Linked DNA regions of Mus musculus: region 2 is linked to region 1. A link is a contact called in ENCODE Hi-C data. All regions are on one chromosome and are shown on one strand. The core of a region is the stretch at or near the end of the contact, and the rest is flanking DNA. Distances in the headings are between cores, read along the strand shown. Region 1 holds the start of Alkbh8 (alkB homolog 8, tRNA methyltransferase). Region 2 holds the start of Msantd4 (Myb/SANT-like DNA-binding domain containing 4 with coiled-coils).

Region 1 (4,199 bases), core at 718-3,217:
CCCAACTAAGGCACAGTCAAAACTCTAGTAGTTTGACAGTAGGAAAATGGCATTACTTCAGTTTCTTAGCAAACAAGTTAAGAGGTACAGTCAGTAAAGCAGGTTAATTGTAAATGATGATAGGACAATTCAGAATGAGAAGACCTGCACTAATCCACCTGTAGCAAGCAGAAATGTTAACCTAGTTTCTACTGGAGGCATAGAAGGAAAGGAAAGGAAAGGAGAGGGGAGGGGAGGGGAGGGGAGGGGAGGGGAGGAGAGGAGGGCAAGGATGAGAACAAAGTTCCCACAGGATCAATAGGCCTTGGCTGATTACTCAGATGTGAAGAACAGGGATCGGGTCAGTGCACAGCTGCTTGGATGCACCTGGCATGTGACAGGAGTAAGGTCACTATTAAATAGGATACTAGCCATCGCAGTTAGTTGTTCAGTTGCCTTCAGTCTGAGCAAATTCTCTGTTGGTAAGACGAGAACAAAGAAATAAAGGCTCTGCTACTAGTAAACTCTCAATATATCTTGTTGGATAGTACCCCAAGTACCAACTGTACTGTATCCGTGTCTGAGTTAGAAAATAGAGCTGTGGCTAGAGAGATGACTCTGGTTATATGTACTAGCTGCTCTTCCAGAGGACCCGGGTTCAAGTCCTAGCACCCACATAGTAATTCAAACCATTCACAACTCCAGTTCCAGATCTCACTCCTTCTTCTGGCATGTAGGTGGTATATAGATACACATGCAGGTGATACATGTCTTTTGAATTAATAAGCTATCCAAATTACATTATCTATTTAAAAAGAAAGCAGAGTTAAACATTAAGACTTAGAAAAAAATTACCGTTTCTGAATTACACACTCTATTTTTTCTTACACTCATTGTTTGTTATCTTCTGTAAGTGAATAGAAAGTTAAGTACATGAAGTAGTGATTTTGTCTGTATTATTCACCGGGTAGTACACAGCACTTAAACAGGATGTGATATGTAGTAGCGACTCATTAAATATACATATTTAAATAAACCTAAGCAGAATTTGCCATTTTAGCTATTAAACTCCGTAATTCTAATTTTGGCAGCCATCTTCAGCGATTTCCGTAACACCCACCGAGTGAGTATCCCAATTATCTGCATGTGTTGGAGTCAGAAACTCTCGTCTACAATCTTGGGTACCTGCTAAACAGCTAGAGACAAACGTTAAACGAAATCATCAAAACCACAGTCTGACACTACTTGACCCCAGAAGCAGAAGGACTGATCAAGAAAAAAATATAAGGCAGATGTGGGCCAAGAGTGCCTTGCATATCCGTGCTTCACAGAATTGATGCTTGCTGAAAAACGACTAAAAGCAAGGGTTGGTCTTCAACCCCTATGGCAGCTAATACAGACACCGCTAGGCATCCATCATATGCCAAACATAAGGACATTAGATCCTACCAGGGTTCCCAACGGCCTTACCTCCCCAACCCATAAACTGCACTCTTCGCGGTCTGAGTCGGCCCATGCTGGTCAGGACAGAGCAGACAGGGAGCTGAAAGGAGTAAGCCAGGATTTGCGATCCTCCATATCCCCAGGCCCCAATCAGGTGGCGTACACTTTTCTCTCTCCTCACCAGAAATGTTCACCTCCCAGCTGCTTTGTCAATCGCCAGCCTTCCCCGGTGCAGCCTGACCACCTATGCTCTGACACCCTTTCAACCGGACGCCGCCATGTTGCAGACAATAGTACTACATTTCCCATGAGTCCCTGGGGCTACCACAACCCCCTTCGGGACTCAAATTCTTTGTTGACCCTTTCTCCGCCAAATGTCTGTAAACTGCTGCTTGAAACAGAAAATTTGGCTGCTTTATTTGGGTGAATAGTAATCGTTGGAATAGGACCTACAACTATCACGTTACTAAATGCTAAACATTTGATCTTATACTCACAAATAACTGTAGTCTTAAGGGAACTTACCTGTGTAAACCACACCAATCGAAATGCAGAGCTGTAGAGTTCAGTCTCAACTGACATCTACAGCACAACTCCTATACCTCAGGCTTAGAACACTGCAGAGAAAATGGAGGTGGAGAAACGGAAGTTTACTGTGAATTGTGTCTCCTGGGAACATCAGAAGCCACACCCATAAAGTCTCTCTAGTGTGACTGCCTATACTGAACTGAACAAAGACAATGAAAACGGTTGTGTTTGTGTGGTCAGGCAAAGAGTCGAGAACGTCTAAACCCTACACAAAGAACAATATGCAAATAAGGAATTCTGAGAGCAAGAGAAATACTTTTCTCCAGGGAAGAGCACGCCAATTGTTTATCCAACAATGAATGATCAGCCTGAAAACACTTAAATACAAGAAACATTGTACAATTTGTATTAATGTATGTATGTACAATTAATAATAAAAGAGGTGATGAATTTGAAAGAGCAAGGACGATGGGTATAGGAGAGGGTTTGGAGGTAGGAAATGCAATGAGTAAATTATAATATAATCTAAAAAACCAGAAAGAGTAGAAACTCTAAAACAGAAGAAACTGGATCTACTTCAGGAAAGATATTTCAAAGTAAAGTTTAAATGGCAGAAAAATTAAAGACAATAATTATATCCCTATTATGAGATTGACTCATGACAAAAAAACAGTAACAGTATTGTTTTTAATTTGTAGTATTTACTCAACTCCACATTGTTAGGCCTCAAAGAAAGAGGGACAAATCACTGACTGAAGTGCCTACTAAAACATCAATGCAAATACTTGCAGCTCTCTGCAACATTACTCAGTACCTGTTGCTCCTCCCAGCACTGCTCACCTCTCCCCTTCCCCTAAACCTTTCCATCTCAGGGACTAACTTTCTGCTTCTTCCCTTCCCGACTTATTGATCTCCATATAACATAGCTATTTTGGACACTGGGTCTCTTGGCCTATTGGCTCCTATCTGGTTCTACTCCTGGCTCTTTCTTGGTACACTTGCATCCCTCTCTTCTCTCTTACCCCCTCCCAACCCCCCAAAGCCAAGCTCTGTCTGTTGGCCATGTTCAGTATAAACACTTCCAGATGTTTCTGGCTATTCTCTCCCTCATATCTACAATAAACCTCCTCTTCAAAACATACCTTGGGGCAGTCATGTTGTTTGATTTTTCCTATGAAGACTTGGGAACCAGATGCTGGGAAGAAAGCCTGCTAGCTCTGCGAGGCAGAGAAAGTACCCAGTTGACCTTCCTCCTCAGCCAATGTCCCAGAAGGAATACCCCTTAAAAAATGCCCACCTTAAAAAAAATCTTTTTTAAACTGAATTTTCTTCCTTCTTACTTCCTGTGTGTCTCTCTATCCATCCTTCTGACATACTCTTACTCTCTTTGGTTCTTTTCTCAATAATTCTATAGTCATTTCTTGTCAAGTGGTTGCTTTCTCTAACTCTTGACTTTATTTAATCCTGTTTACACTACTCAGACAGAAAGCTCTTGCATTAAAAGTATGTGCTAAGACTGAGCCACACCACCACCACCACAACAAAAAATTTCCAGTAAATCACATAATCTCAAGGTACACACAGTATGATTAAATATCCTTCAACATAGTCATGTTCTCATTTGTTTTTCATCCGGTGCAGAAACCACCACAGAAATAACACAAATTAGTTTCTTTTAAAGGTAGCTGGTCTCTCTAAATTATGCTGACTATTTGAATCTCTTAAGGTCTGTAGGGATAATTTCTTTCTGCTGACTTTTGCCACCTACCCATTTTGGCTATAAATTCTAGAGTCTTGATTCTTATCTATTCAACTATTCTCAACTACTTGGTAAGTGTCTCTCTGGCTCTTAGAGCTACCATGTCTATGTGGGCAACTATACCCATGTAGTCATCTCTCTTTCCCCCCTTTTCTCCTCTACTTGATAAATGTCCCCCTGTAGCTGCCAGCTTCGTCTGCTATTACTACAAAATCTGCACCAATGTGCCAGCAATTTTCTCTAACCTGTCTGGGGTTGCCAATCACATGGAAAGGGACATTTCTTCTCTGCAATCTGGGACATTTATCTCAAGCAAGTCTTTCATCTGCTCTGGGACACCTGGGATTGAAATTTGTGTCATTAAGACTTCTCTTTGTGCATAGTTCCTTCTTAGAGCTTTCTCTAGTCAGTCTCCCCTTAGGACCTGCCTGGAATCCTGCAAATCTTAAAGCCAGTCTGAGCCACTGTACTGTCTCTCAGCTCCCTTTTG
Region 2 (4,185 bases), core at 952-3,451, 1.0 Mb before region 1:
CAACCAGGATCTTTGTGTCTTTAACTCCTCAGTAGTTCTTACCAACTGCATAGCCTTCCCTGCCCATCCCCACAGTTCTTTTGTCTATACTTGGAGTTTACAAAGTGGCATCCCTTTGTCTTCAACTGAACTATGCTGAACTAATGAACTATCATTTATAAAATACACTTCACTGCATTTTTAACCTCAATGGACTTGATATTAGAACCCTATGATGATGGCTATCCTTGTTTGTCAACTTGGAATTACACAAAAAATGGAGGGTTCATCTCTGAGTGATTTTTGCTTAATTTCATGTAGGAAAATCTATTTCTAATCCAGATCTTTAAGGTAGAAAGATACACCTTTGATCCAGGTCATTTGAGCTGGAAAAATCCACCTCTAACCTGGGCCGCATCTTCTGGTGAACCCCATGTAGAGACACAGAAGAAGGACACTTATGCTCTTGGCCTGCTTGTTCTCACCTCACTAGTCCATTCCTTCATTATCATTAGAGCCTAATTCTCTGGGATTCCAGATTATGCTAATGACCAGCTGAGACATCCAGCCTCATAAATTGAACTAGACTCTTGGACTCTCCATTTATAGCCAGCCACTGTTGGATTAGCAGCCACTGTTGGATTAGACTGCAGCTGGTAAGTCATTCATATATATGTATGTATATATATATACATATATATACATACACACATACATACATACTTTCTAAAAGTTCTGTTACTCTAGAGGACCCTTATTCTGGTCAGTCTTCACTTAATCCAGAGAAAGACTTTACCTGAAGCCTTGACAGTATTGAGTTAAAGAACATTTGAGCATCAGTGCAGTCAGAGATAAAATCTGTTAGCTGCGTTTACAAAAGCAAAAACTAGCAGATTATGAATATGTCTGTCTTTTTGTACCATTCCTAGTACCTTGATGCTGTGTATGAGAGGTTTGGATTTTCTCTAACAGACTCCCAAATAAGTTCATCAAAGGTATTTACTCAGCTCCTACATTTGGGGCACCATTCCTGGTGCTAGGGATAGAACCGGTCATAAAATGTACAATTACACTATTTTTGATGCCCAACACGTCCCCCTCTTTATTGTTTTCATCCTGTTCTTACAGTAAGGAACTTGACAGTCAGTCACTAAATCTCAGGTCCCAGTGTTCGAACCACAGACAGCAGCTGTTTTCCTGAACTTCCTGACCATTGGGAAAGGAAGAATAAATAACCCTCCAACTTGTGGAGGGCTTCCACAATTATTCTTTACTGTTCAGAAACAGAAATGTTGTGCAGTGCACTCACATAACTACCAATGATGTACTGTAAGATAAAACTAGGTATTTCCTCTGTAACGACTGAATGGACTTTCTAGGTTTTTGTCTAACATAGAACTAAAAGATCTGGAAAAAAAAAACTGGCAATAACATCTAAATTAAAGAAAGAAAGAAAGAAAGAAAGAAAGAAAGAAAGAAAGAAAGAGAGAGAGAGAGAAAGAAAGAAAGGAAAAAAGAAAGGAAGGAAGGAAGGAAGAAAGAAGGGAGGGAAAGAGGGTAGGTTTGGGGGGGGGCGGGGGAGAGAGGGAGTCACTAAGTAGTTAAGAAGAAAAGCATTCCAAATCTACAAACTTCCCTCCACCCCTGTCTCACTCCAATCTTATTTCAAGAGTGACTTCCCTTTCCTCAATATTATTACAGGGTAATTATTTTCCTTCCTTTAAAACTTGAGGTGATAAACACAACTGAAGTTTGCTTAAGGGTCTCCCGCTACGAAGTAACGTTGGGAAGGTGCAGTTGAGGCCTCTGGGACGATGGATCCCACAGCCTGGAGTTTTCGGTGGGGGAGGGGTCAAGGTGGTGCAGCGCCCAACTAGAGTCCAGGCAACTTGGAGGGTTATTATTGCTTTCCGAATGGTCAGCAATAGCCCTACCTAGGTTTCCCTCACTTCTGCAGAGGCCCAGAGCTTCTCCCGAGTCAGGTGACAATTATGAGTGGGACTTTACTCCACAGCCTCGGGATCCTGCGCTCTTCAATGTCAAAACCAAAGCTCACCGAGGCGACACCCCACAGAGACCCACCCTGCCAAGTCTCCTCTGCTCCCTCGAGCTCCCCAGTCCCCGTTGCTCCGCTGCAACCCAACACTCACCTGCGACCCCGGGGCACCTCTGTCGGATCGCCCCTGAGGGTGCTGGAAAAGAGATGCTTCATGGAGTCCCCGCCCACCAACTTCTGCCTGCTCCGATTGGCTGAGATGGCTGTTGCTCATGGGTTGCAGCTAATCCATTTGTCCAGGGGGAATTGCCACTCTGCCTTAGAGCCCGCCTCAGGCCAGGCCTCACAATGGGAATCGAGTCCCAAACCGGTTCCGGGTTAGTGCCCTGGACAACGCCCCGAAGTGATTCGCCTCCCGTTCAGCGCTCACTTTTTGCCACGTGACCCTGTCAATCAAGCGTCCTCTAGCAAAGGATTGGTCCCTAGAGACAGTCTTGCCTCGCTGCTCCGCCCGATGGAGACTGGCCTTTCAATCTCCAAACTCCGCTCCTGTCCTTGATCTTCGATAAGGCCAAGGAAAAATGGAAACCCTTGGGTCCTCCTCTCCTATTCACCTAGCTGCGGTCTCCGTGGACCTCAACCTCTGACGTTGCCTTTGCAGTTTTCAAATCAAAGACTCGTTTTGTACTCTTAACCTAAAATGGAACATTTGGCTTGTGGACGGTTTCTCCAGTGTTCTCCATCTCCTCCCTCTGATCCTTCAGAGCCCTACGGGCTGATGTCTCCTTTGGCATTGTCAGTGAACCTGGTTTCCCACTTCCTCCGTTTCAGGAATGTCCAGTTCTCCCTGAAAATTACTAATACCCATCCTCTCACAGCCCACTCTTCAAATTAGAGTCAAATTGAGACGCCTACAGTTTCTCGGGGGAAATTATTCCTAATATGCAAATTAGGAAATTCTCTTTAGGCTTTTAAAATCCTAATCCTGCTTTTCTCTCAGGCTTTTTTTAACATGGTCTCCCTTTTTGCTTCCCCCAGCTCTCCACTGTTCTTTTGAACTCTTTAGTGTCTTAGGGACTGCCTTTGCCTTGCTGTGTTTCCACCCTGTAAGGCTTTCCCAGGATCAGAATTCATTTTGGAAATTCTTTTTTCTTTTCTTTTCTCTCTTCTCTCTTCTCTTCTCTCTTTCTTTCTTGTTTGTTTGGTTTTTGTTTTTTGTTGTTGTTGTTGTTGTTTTTGTCTTTTTGTTTTGTTTTGTTTTGTTTTTTTGAGACAGGTAGCTCCGGCTGTCCTGGAACTCGCTCTGCAGACCAGGCTGGCCTCGAACTCAGAAATCTGCCTGCCTCTGCTTCCCAAGTGCTGGGATTAAAGGCGTGTGCCACCACTGCCCGAGAAATTATTTTCTAAAGTAACCTTTCCTATGCAGTTACTTCGCAGCTACTTCAATTTATCTCTCCAATATAAGTTTGCCAGATGGGAAGGATGGCAAGCTAAATTTGAATAACAATTTCAGGGTGACATTCCACATTTTTTATTTGTTGACTCTGACAATCATGCTCAAGTGAGATCAACCACAACCTATATTTTCCCCATTATAGCTCTTTTTTTTTTTTTTTTTTTTTGCGTAGCAAAGCTTCTAGCATGTAATAGACATTTTATAAAAAGATGTAAAAGCATGACAAAATGTTGTGTGTATATAACAAGTCTTTATTTTTTCATATAATAGTCTTTTTTAAAATTAGGTATCTTCTTTATTTGAATTTCAAATGTTATCCCCTTTCCTGGTTTCCCCTCTGAAAACTTCCTATCCCTTCCCCCCTGCCCCTGCTCACCAACCCACCCACTCCTACTTCCTGGCTCTGGCATTCCTCTACACTGAGGCATAGAACCTTCACAGGGCCAAGGGCCTCTCCTCCCACTGATGACCAACTAGGCCATCCTCTGCTACATATGCAGCTTGAGTCATGGGTTCCTCCATGTGTACTCTTTCGGTGACGTCCCTGGGAGCTCTGGGGGTACTGGTTGTAACAAATCTTTAATGTTTATTTCTAGAAAAATAATTGCACAAACTATGAAGTATTTATGAACTATGATCTTTGAAGATCAATGAACAGTTTTAAGATTTTTATTATAATTTTGCCTAAAGAGAAAAAAAATGATTTTTGCCATTTTGTAAGAGATACAGACACTTTGGTTTTTGGAATATTTGA

What was found. A loop is a pair of places that touch in the nucleus more often than their neighbours do.
Region 2: a loop to region 1 is called in a map of v-Abl transformed pro-B cells, with 2.8 times the contacts of the local background. The contact joins the promoter of Msantd4 here to the promoter of Alkbh8 in region 1. A Hi-C loop is called at or near these places in 2 of 37 maps with a recorded cell type or tissue (T-helper 17 cell and v-Abl transformed pro-B cells).

The regions. Positions count from the first base shown.
Region 1 is chr9:3,332,999-3,337,197 of GRCm38, reverse strand. It overlaps Alkbh8 (alkB homolog 8, tRNA methyltransferase), which reads right to left and starts at 1,967. Exons shown (of 12, transcript NM_026303.1): 1 at 1,948-1,967.
Region 2 is chr9:4,374,568-4,378,752 of GRCm38, reverse strand. It overlaps Msantd4 (Myb/SANT-like DNA-binding domain containing 4 with coiled-coils), which reads right to left and starts at 2,201. Exons shown (of 3, transcript NM_145609.2): 1 at 2,130-2,201.